Linked DNA regions of Homo sapiens: all the other regions are linked to region 3. Evidence: chromatin loops called from intact Hi-C (ENCODE). Cell type or tissue: MCF 10A. All regions are shown on one strand.

The links. Peaks named below come from ENCODE experiments on the same cell type or tissue, not always from the same donor. Only the 100,000 strongest peaks of a DNase experiment are listed, where the experiment ranks them.
Region 1: a loop joins it to region 3, with 5 times the contacts of the local background. A loop is called at or near these places in 7 of 110 quality-filtered maps.
Region 2: it touches region 3 in a loop (23-fold over the local background); 93 of 110 quality-filtered maps call a loop at or near these places.
Region 4: it touches region 3 in a loop (20-fold over the local background); 96 of 110 quality-filtered maps call a loop at or near these places.

The regions. Positions count from the first base shown.
Region 1 is chr1:9,109,956-9,112,455 of GRCh38, forward strand. It overlaps GPR157 (G protein-coupled receptor 157), which reads right to left. Exons shown (of 4, transcript NM_024980.5): 2 at 1,321-1,534. Among named protein-coding and RNA genes, the nearest start is that of GPR157, 18 kb to the right of the region's middle. RefSeq lists an enhancer at 734-783. In MCF 10A, a CTCF peak has its summit at 995 (motif pointing right); a DNase peak (open chromatin) is centred at 896.
Region 2 is chr1:9,455,011-9,457,510 of GRCh38, forward strand. No RefSeq gene overlaps it. Among named protein-coding and RNA genes, the nearest start is that of LINC02606, 27 kb to the left of the region's middle. In MCF 10A, a CTCF peak has its summit at 947 (motif pointing left); a DNase peak (open chromatin) is centred at 931.
Region 3 is chr1:9,287,641-9,290,140 of GRCh38, forward strand. No RefSeq gene overlaps it. Among named protein-coding and RNA genes, the nearest start is that of SPSB1, 4.0 kb to the right of the region's middle. In MCF 10A, a CTCF peak has its summit at 1,528 (motif pointing right); a DNase peak (open chromatin) is centred at 1,551.
Region 4 is chr1:9,489,774-9,492,273 of GRCh38, forward strand. No RefSeq gene overlaps it. Among named protein-coding and RNA genes, the nearest start is that of SLC25A33, 48 kb to the right of the region's middle. In MCF 10A, a CTCF peak has its summit at 1,461 (motif pointing left); a DNase peak (open chromatin) is centred at 1,468.

The DNA of each region.
Region 1 (2,500 bases), 180 kb before region 3:
ACACCCTCCTACAATTTCAGCCCTGAAAACTCAGAGGGCAAATAGAAACACAGGGACTCACTCCAGCAAGCCTGCAGGATGAGCCCGGAAGTCTAAATTCAGAGCATTTCCTCTGGACCTATCTTACTGCCCCAGCCACTCCTCACATTGAATCTTTGCCTGTAGTTACTTGCACTTCTGCCTCTCTCCAGGAGGGCAGGATCCATGTCTGAGTCCTCAAGATGAACTCCCATGCTATACAGCACTCTGGTGCTAGGAGATGCTCGGTAAAAACATACTGAATGAGGCCGGGCGCGGTGGCTCACGCCTGTAATCCCAGCATTTTGGGAGTCCGAGGTGGGCGGATCACTTGAGGTCAAGAGTTCCAGACCAGCCTGGCCAACATGGTGAAACCCTGCCTCTACTAAAAGAACAAAAATTAGCTGGGCGTGGCGGCACGTGCCTATAATCCCAGCTACTCGGGAGACTGAGGTAGGAGAACCACTTGAACCTGGGAGGCAGAGGTTGCAGTGAGCCGAGATTGTGCCACTGCACTCCAACCTGGGCGACAGAGCAAGACCCTGTCTCAAAAATAAATAAATAAATAAAACTAAAATAACATACAGAATGAGTGACCGAGTGGATCAAAGAATGGGTTAATCTGTGGCCTTTTGCAGGCGTTTGCTTGTGGCCAGGAGGAAGCCCCTAGTTCCACATGTGCAGACTGGGAGGCAGGAACAAGGAGGAACTGGGCCAAGGTGTCAGAGGAAAGCCATTCTTTCGTAGGCTCTCCAGCCAGCCCAGCCTACTCATTTCTGAATTCTGGAAACCCCTGCCATTTAGGATATAATAAATCACTAGGAAAAGTTAGGTGAGTTATTTGCGTCACTGATTGTGAAATTCCACAGTCTTCCCTTCCCCTGGGGCAGCCCGGCCTTGGGTCTGTCCTCACCTTTTAGCTAAATTCCTCAAGTTTAAGCAGCCACCACAGGCCGTCCACCAGGGGGCAGGAGAGGGCCATGACCAAGGACACAGCAGCCCTGTCTGCAGCAGCCCTGTGCCCCCACAGGCCCTTAATCGGCTAAGCCTCGTTTCCTTATCTACAAAGGAGTAACAGGACCCGGCTCCTAACGGGGCAGTGGGAACCAATGCACGATCCGTGTAACACAGCGTGTTGCATGGTGTCTGGTGCACAGTAAGTGCCTGGTCCCCTCTGGCCCATCACTGGTTCTGTCCCCAGAGACGCAACCTGTCCCCTCGGGGGGCCAAACTCAATGCCAGGCCTTGCACCTGGGCACAGCGGCCATGCAGAGGGCCCTGAGCTCTAAGGGCAGCGCCTACCGCTCTGTTGATGTGCTTCCGGACCAGGAGGTACAGCAGAGGCAGCAGCACATATGCCAGCATCTCCCACAGCTTCCCCGTCAGCAGCATCCACAGGACATGGTCCTTGGCCTCCAGGTCGATCCAGCACCAGCCCACAGACACGTCCGAGGCGTCATAGCCAATCTTCTTCAGGGCGACGGCTGCCACAGTGATGACCAACGGGACCCCCCAGCTGAGGAAGGAGGAGAGAAAGAGGCATCGGGGTCAGGCCATGGCTCCCGGCAATGTCAGCCTTCGCAAAAATGACGGAGGACGCCCTTCAGAAAGGGGATGCTCTCCAGAGCCTGGATGGCACAGTGGCCCTGGAAAATAAGAAGGGGTAGGTGTTGCCCTGGGAGCCTGGCTCTACTTTAGAATTCTTCGGGGACTGGCATTAGAATGGAGTGACGTGGGACAGCCAGCTCCCAGCGTGTGCCCAGCTCCTTTTGCATACATGTGTGTACAGAGTTCGAGACCAGGCTGGCCAACATGGTGAAACCCTGTCTCTACCAGAAATACAAAAATTAGCTGGGCGTGGTGGTGCACACCTGTAATCTCAGCTACTTGGGAGGCTGAGGCAGGAGAATCATTTGAACCCAGGAGGTGGAGGTTGCAGTGAGCTGAGATTGTGCCATTGCGTTCCCGCCTGGGTGACAGAGTGAGACTCCATCTCAAAAAAAGAAAAAAGAAGAGTTTTGTATACATGTGTGTACAGAGCACAGGGCCAGGCAGGTGTGTGTTTGCTGCTGTCGTGACTGTTGTGAGTCACGTCCTGCTGTCCCAGGTTTCAGGCCTGTGGTGCAGACAGTGGTACTGCGTGAGGCCTGTCTGGTTTCTGTTCCAGGAAGCCTTGGGCACCAGCGTGCGAACACCTGTCCATGCTCGTGCAAATGTGCCACAAACAATCAGCGCCCCCTGGTCAGCCCTTGGGTCTAGGAGTGCACACACTGGGGGCTTAGGGTTGCCTGGGCAGGGAATTCCAGGGTTCTGCTTACCTTCGGCAGGCTCTAGGAGGGGGAACGTGGGCTTTGGGCAGTGTGTCCCTTTGGCCTTGAGGACTTCTTACACAATGGCGGGGAACAGAACCTGGCAAGGGTCAACGGGGACCTTTGAAAACATAAAGCTCAGGTAGGGGCCCCTCTAAGGGCAGTGTTGGGCT
Region 2 (2,500 bases), 170 kb after region 3:
TTACAGTTTTTAAAAATTTCTTTGCTGTTATTTTGATGGAGTTTAGAGGAAGGGTTAAGTATATGCATTCATTTGCCGTTTCAAACCAAAACCCCTAAACCTCTGGCCTTTTAAAATGGAATTCCGGGCTGGGCACAGTGGCTCATGCCTGTAATCCCAGCGCTTTGGGAGGGCGAGGCAGGTGGATCACTTGAGGTCAGGAGTTTGAGACCAGCCTGGCCAACATGGTGAAACCCCATCTCTGGCTTCACCACTCAACCCACAGGGTTCCTGGGCTGGGCTCCCTCAAAAAATGCTCTGAGCAGCTTTCACTCATGACCCCCATGCACAGCGAGAGCTAGGGCCATGGAAATTCCGTGCCTGGACCAACCTCGTCTCGTGCAGCGTGGAAGAGGCGCGTAGCCCAGTGCTTGGGTTGGGAACCTCGTCATCGTCTCCTTCACGGTGATGAACAGCTACTGAGAAAGAAAAAAATGTCTTCACGCAGTTTCTTGGAATAGTAGCTGCACCCGCGATTAATAGAGTCTGTTTCGGTAGAAGTTTTTTAGAGAAAGGAAAACTGTCACCAGCTCCATTTTGTCAGGTTCATTTCTGAGGAATCTCTTGACCACCGCGGCTTCCAAGTGGGATCGATGTTGGACTTGCAAAAGGGGAAAATTATTTTTGACTCATAAACTGGAATGGAAGCCAAGGAAGAAACTCGGTTTGTGGCCTGCTGTTGCTAAATACAAAAATTGATTATTTTATGGAAGAAGAGCCATGGCCAGGTCAGCTGTTTTTCCCTCATAAAATCATTCAGCGACCCGATAGGAAACTGCAACGCCTGTGAGTCGTTTGCAGAGTGGTGCAGCTGTGAGAATTCTCCCTGGAAGGGCTGCCCGACCCCTCTCCTGAGCCTCTGAAACTCGGAAGCGAGGCCAGGATGGTGATAAAGGAGGAGTGTGGCGCCCTCTGGCGAGAGTGGGGCTGAGTCCCTCCCAGGAGCCCAGCCTGGGTGTCCCCCTGCTGTAAAGACCCCACGGCGCACAGCCTAAGGCTCAGAGCTTTGCACGGAGTCTGCCCCTTTGGGCAACATGGAGCTGATGTGGTTGCATGTTGGAAGACCTCATTTAGATTCCAGCCAAATTAGGAGAGAGGTGCTTATCCCAGCTGGAGATGCACAGGCGGGCAAAGGGCTGAGAGCAACCCAAAGCTGGAAGGCCAACGGGGCTTAGGCCTCCTGGCCCCAGGTGCTGCCCCGGGAAAAGAGGCCGTAACGCCATCCTACCCAGCCATCGCTGCAGCAGCAGGACCTGTCTCCAGGTTAAGACTGAGCAGACATCAGGCAGCCTCCAGGTTGGCCCAAGCATCTCTCATCTGGAATAAAAGTACTTGTCAAACATCATTATCCAGAATGTCAGGGAAAATAAAAATGAGTTCTAAGGCTTGTGAAAGAGATGGTCTTGGGACAACCCAACACCAGGACTTTTCCTCTGGGTCTGGTGGAAATATTTTGAAAGGCCAAAGAAGAGGGTTCTGTCCTTCCCAGGACCCGACTCAAGGCCTAAAGAAAGTTGTAGGGAGTTCTGGACACGGCACTAATGCTTCAAGAAATCTCTCCAAGCTCGGACTTACTTGCCTGATAATTCCAGGTCTCAGACTGAGCTTCTCATCCAAGGCTGGGTGATTTGATTCCCATAAATCACATCTATCGCTCTGTAGCATTGATAAGGGGCACTCTAGGCGTGAACCTGGAGCCACTGGGAATCAAGAAGGAATTCCTGTCTGTGCCATATGTGTGGTTCAGCGTGGGGGGGGGGTCCTTCCGAACTTTCTGCAGTTTCCTGGAGGGATGAGACACGGCCTCCATTGGGGATTGGGCAAGAATGACCTCCCTGTGCCCTGGCGCTCACACCTGGAGGTTGCTGGCCCACCCAGCCCCTGCAGAGGGTTTGAAGGTCCATGAGTCAGGTCTTGGAAGGCCCAGGGGGGAGCCTGAGAAAGAAATTCAGAAGATTCCATCATGACGTCATCAATCCCCCTGAAGATCTACAGGTTGCATTTACTCCCTGGCTTCAACGCACCACATTTTAGAGAGGTTTTTTGTTTTTTGTTTTCTTGAAGTACAAGAACACCAGTGATGAAACTTGAAAGCATCCTGTACTCATGGTGGATCAGGAAAATAAGAGTTTTCTTAGACTCAGAGTCTTGGTGGGAGTGTTGGTGGGGAGGGTCTGCCCTCTGAACGGGGACATGGTGAGGGGGACTGCACTGAAGCTGTGTCCCCAACTCCTTCCTCCACCGATGCTTCCGTTCCTCATCTCCAAAATGCCTACCGCTCTCACCCTTATCCACTTTTTTTAGTTTTACTTCCGTGGCACACAATTTTTTATTGAGTAGTAATTCACAGGCCCTACAATTGACCCTTTTAAACACACAGTGCTTTAGTATATTTACAGAGCTGTGCGACCATCAGGACAACCCATTTTTGAACATTTTTAGCCCTCCAAAAGAAACCCTA
Region 3 (2,500 bases):
TCTATGGGTTTGGGTCCCTTAATTATTTCTTCTTCCAACCTGATATCTCCTGAAGAGAAAGATCCAGGACATCCCAACTGAAACAGCCCTCCCAGAGCCGGCATCACTGAGTTTTCAGCTGGAATGTGCCAAGCTCTGTGCAGAAGGGTGGCAGGACAGACTGGGTGTGGTGGCTCACACCCGTAATCCCAACACTTTGGGAGGCTGAGGCAGGTAGATCACTTGAGCTCAGGGGTTCAAGACCAGCCTGGCCAACATGGTGAAACCCCATCTCTACTAAAAAATACAAAAATTAGCCAGGCATGGTGACGGGTGCCTGTAGCTCCAGCTACTAGGGAGGCTGAGGCAGGAGAATCCCTTGAACCTGGGAGGTGGAGGTTGCAGTGAGCCAAGATCATGCCACTACACTCTAGCCTGGGCAACAGAGTGAGACTCCCTCTGAGAAAAAAGAAGGGTGGCAGGACTGACGCTCCAAGCTCCTGGGCGTATTTTTCCAGGAATGAGGCAGAATGGGAGCTAATTCACTCTCATTCTCCAATCTGGTCCCTCATGGGATCAACACTAACTTTAAAACCTCCCAGCACAGAGCAAGGCATACAACTTACATCCAATAAATGCTTGCTGAATGAATGAGGCCGTTGATCCTCTGGCTGGGGACAGGGGCATCCTGAGATGAGGATGGAGCAGAGAAGCTGGACCTGTCGGTTTGGACTCTTTGTCAGGGTGTTGACCAAACACAGCAAGCCCTGTGGTGGGGAACAGGAGGGTGAGATGTATCCCTGACTATTGGAAGTCTCTGATCTGTTATTTGAGACAGAAAGGTGACCTTTTCTAGAATATTTATATAGAGTCTTAAAATTTGAACTGAAGCCACTGAATACAGGTCTTTCTCCCTCTCTAAGTTTAAAAAAAAAGATCACAGAGCAAACTTATATAAAATGATTATTTGTTAACACTGTTACCATCTGGAATGATCTCATTTATTGTTTACTATTGGTCTCTCCCACTGAAATGGAAATTCTCTAAGGCCCAGAGCCTGGTCCATGTTGTTTATCACTCTCCAGCATGCAGAACAGCACTGTTCCATATTTATTCATTAGGTTCCTAAATTTTTAATAAAAATAAATACTGAAGGGCCAAATAATAAATACTTGGAGGGGGTTTCACTTTGATTGTTTAATGGAGTTTTACTACATTAATACTATTAAAATTAATTAATTATATTATAATGTATATTCAAGATGTCCCATGGATAGAAATAAACTGAAATACTGTTAAAAGCAACTGGTGAAGATTTAAGATAGGCACCAATATCACAGTCTGCTGTTACTTCACTGTGTTTTTGAAGAACTTTGCAATAGTTATTGTCCCAAACCCAATATCATCTCTTTATTATTTTTTTCTCAAAGTCATAGGAACTCTTTCCAAGCCTGTTTATCATCTAATGTCTCATTTAAATCTCCCCAAAACTTTGCTCTTAGTCTTTTCCTTTATTCGTGATTAACAAAGTCTGATAGAGCTATAGTGCAATATCATGCTTTGCCAGCAGGCGTCGCTGTCTGACAAGATGTGATCCAGTGTGAGCACTACAGTAATTTATGACCAAATGATCTACAAAATGAATCAATGTACTAAATTAGGGAATATTATGAGATCAAAATTCTGCGAGAAGTCAGCTGTGATGGCTCATGCCTATAATCCCAGTACTTCGGGAGGCCACGGCAAGAAGATCACTTGAGCCCAGAAGTTCAAGACCAGCCTGGGCAACATGGTAAGACCCTGCCTCTATTTTTTTTTTTTAATTAACATATAAACACTCTACTTCTGTTTTGCATCATGAGATAAGTACACATCTTATGCTAAGGATGCATAATAGATGTAGATTTTATTAATATGCTTCAGTGTTCTTCATGTTCTGGTGGATCTTGCTACAATTCTGTGTTGTGGATACCAAGCTTTTCTTTAAAAAAAAAACCTATTATCTTGAAAATTCTCAAAATCCTTGATTTCATTCTAGCACAATTAATTGTGTTCAGTTAATGTTGGTTGAATGATTGCACCACCTCCCCAGTTTCTGGGGAAATGTGTAGAGCAGTTCTACAGATGAGAACAGGAAATCTCAGAAAGGTTAAGTAACTTGCTCAAGGTCACACAGCTGATGAATAGCAGAGCTGGGGGTTGCATTGGGTTTGTCTATTACCAAATCCTTTGCACATTTGCTCCAATCAGCAAAAGGGATTCAGAGAAGATGGCAGCCTTTAACACTTGTGAGGGCAGCAGGATTCTGTGCTAAGAGCTCAAGGCTCAGAACCATCATCAGAAAAAGCAGCTGATGCTAATTCACCATCTATCAAGTTTCTCTTCACCATTTCCCGGAGACAGATTAAAGACATGAGCAAATTGTGCTGATGCAAGTGATAAAATGTGTGTGGGGGTGGGGTGGAGTTGGGGAGGGGGTTGGGGATGACACCACTGGGAGCCCAGAGCCACCTCCCTCCCG
Region 4 (2,500 bases), 200 kb after region 3:
CATTGCAATCTCTGCCTCCTGGGTTCAAGCAATTCTCCTGCCTCAGCCTTCTGAGTAGCTGGGACTACAGGTGCACGCCATCATGTCTGGCTAATTTTTATTTTTAGTAGAGATGGGGTTTTACCATGTTAGCCAGGCTGGTCTCAAACTCCTGACCTTAAGTGATCCACGTGCCTTGGCTTCCCAAAGTGCCGGGATTACAGGCATGAGCCACCACGCCCGGCCTGAACAGTATTTCACTGTGTGTGTTTTTAAAAATCTACACATTCTAGACCAGGCATGTTGGCTCACGCCTGTAATCCCAGCACTTTGGGAGGCCCAAGATGAGCAGATCACCTGAGGTCAGGAGTTCAAGACCAGCCTGACCAACATGGTGAAACCCCGTCTCTACTAAAAATACAAAACTTAGTCGGACCTGGTGGTGCACACCTGTAATCCCAGCTACCCGAGACGCTGTGGCAAGAGAATCACTTGAACCTGGGAGGCAGTGAGCTGAAATCACACCATTGCACTTTATCCTGGGCAACAAGATCGAAACTCCGTCTCAAAAAAAAAAAAAGAAAAGAAATCTACACATTTCATTTATTTATTTGTTGATGAATATTTGAGTTGTTTCCACTTGGGGGCTATTATGAATAATGCTGCTAGCTGCAAGTTTTTGTGCCAACATAGTTCTCAATTCTCTTGGGTATATACCTAGAAGTGGAATTTCTGGGTCATATGGTAACTCCATGTCCAGCTTTCTGAGGAACTGCCAATCCATGGGCCATGCAATCCATTTTACTGTCCCCATAGCAATGTTTTGAGGTGGGGGGTTAGGCCTGTGTGAACTGTAATGGCTCGTCACCCTGATCTGATTCCCGGGGCATGCACATGGGCAGCACACATGTGTGTATTGTGGGATGTGAACCCGTGCTGTGGAAGCCAACTCTTCAGAGTCTGCTTTCCGAGGAGCCAGTTTCATCAGGCAGTCTAGAGACTGTCGTAGCAATCTGCAACTTCCGTGTTTTCGACCAAGCTCGCCAAGGGAAAGGGCAGGAGGCCCAGGGGCCCCCATCATACTCTCAGCTTCAGCATGGGAGGGAACAAAGTCTGCTCACGGCTGGGCACGGTGGTTCATGCCTGTAACCACAGCATTTTGGGAGGTGAGACAGGAAGATCACTTGATGCCAGGAGTTCAAGGCTGCAGTGAGCTATGATCGTGCCACTGCACTCCAGCCTGGGCAGCAGAGAAAGACCCCATCTGAAAAAATAAAATAAGGCTGGGTGTGGTGGCTCATGCCTGTAATCACAGAACTTTGGGAGGCCCAAAAGTTGGCCCTCGCCTTCGCCTCATGCACGTCTCAGGTTTGTGTGTAAAGTTTCCCCCACCAAGGCGTTTGCAATCTCAGCAGATCTCAGAGCCGGTCACCCAGGTTCAGCCCTTGCCCAGCTTCTCGGTCCTGGGTGGGTTAGCTTGGTCTCGGGCTCCCCCTGGCGGACACTGAGCCATAGAAAGCCGCATCTGGAGGCAGCTGGCAGCTGGACCAAGTGTGACTTGTCCAGCACTTTCTCCCAGCCCACTGCGTGCCTCTCATAACGTGGGTCCCTTCACACTCAAATAAGGTCAGTCCCAGCCCCTGCAAAATCTCTTTTCTAATTGTTAAGAACATTATATTATGGAGAGTTTCAAACATTAAAAAACAGAATAATCTCACAAACAATTAACAACACTCGTCCGGGCACAGTGGCTCACGCCTGTAATCCCAGCACTTTGGGAGGCAGAGGTGGGTGGATCACTTGAGGTCAGGAGTTCGAGACCAGCCCGGCCAACATGGCGAAACCTCGTCTCTACTAAAAATACAAAAAATTAGCCGGGCGTGGTGGCGGGCGCCTGTAATCCCAGCTACTCAGGAGGCTGAGGCAGGAGAATCGCTTAAATCCCAGAGGCAGAGGATGCAGTGAGCCGAGATCACGCCACTGCACTCCAGCCTGGGCGACAGAGCAAGACTCCATCTCAAAAAAAAAAAAAAAAAAGCCCTTGACCAATCTCATTCTCATTTCATATTCACCTGCATGCACTACCCCCAACTGTGCTATGTTAAAGCCAATCCCAGATAACATATTATTCCGTCTGTAAATACTTGTGCATGCATAAAAGATAAGGTATCTTAAACATCACCACAATGTTATTATACACACCTAAAATAAATTTTTCAACACCGCTCACTTATCAGTGTCATATTATCAACAGTCTTATCAATGACAAAAATGTTCTTTTAAAAAAATTTTTGTAGGGCCTCACTGTGTTGCCCAGGCTGGTTTTGAACTCCTACCCTCAAGAGATCCTCTTGCCTTGGCCTTCCAAAGTGCTGGGATTACCAGCGTGAACCACTGCGCCCAGCTGTTCTTTTTTTAAAGTTAGTTTGAATCAGGATCCACTGAGATTGGTTGATCTTCCATTTAAATCTTTTTATCTTTAGGTTCTGTGTTTACCTTTTTTTTTTTTTAACTTGCAATT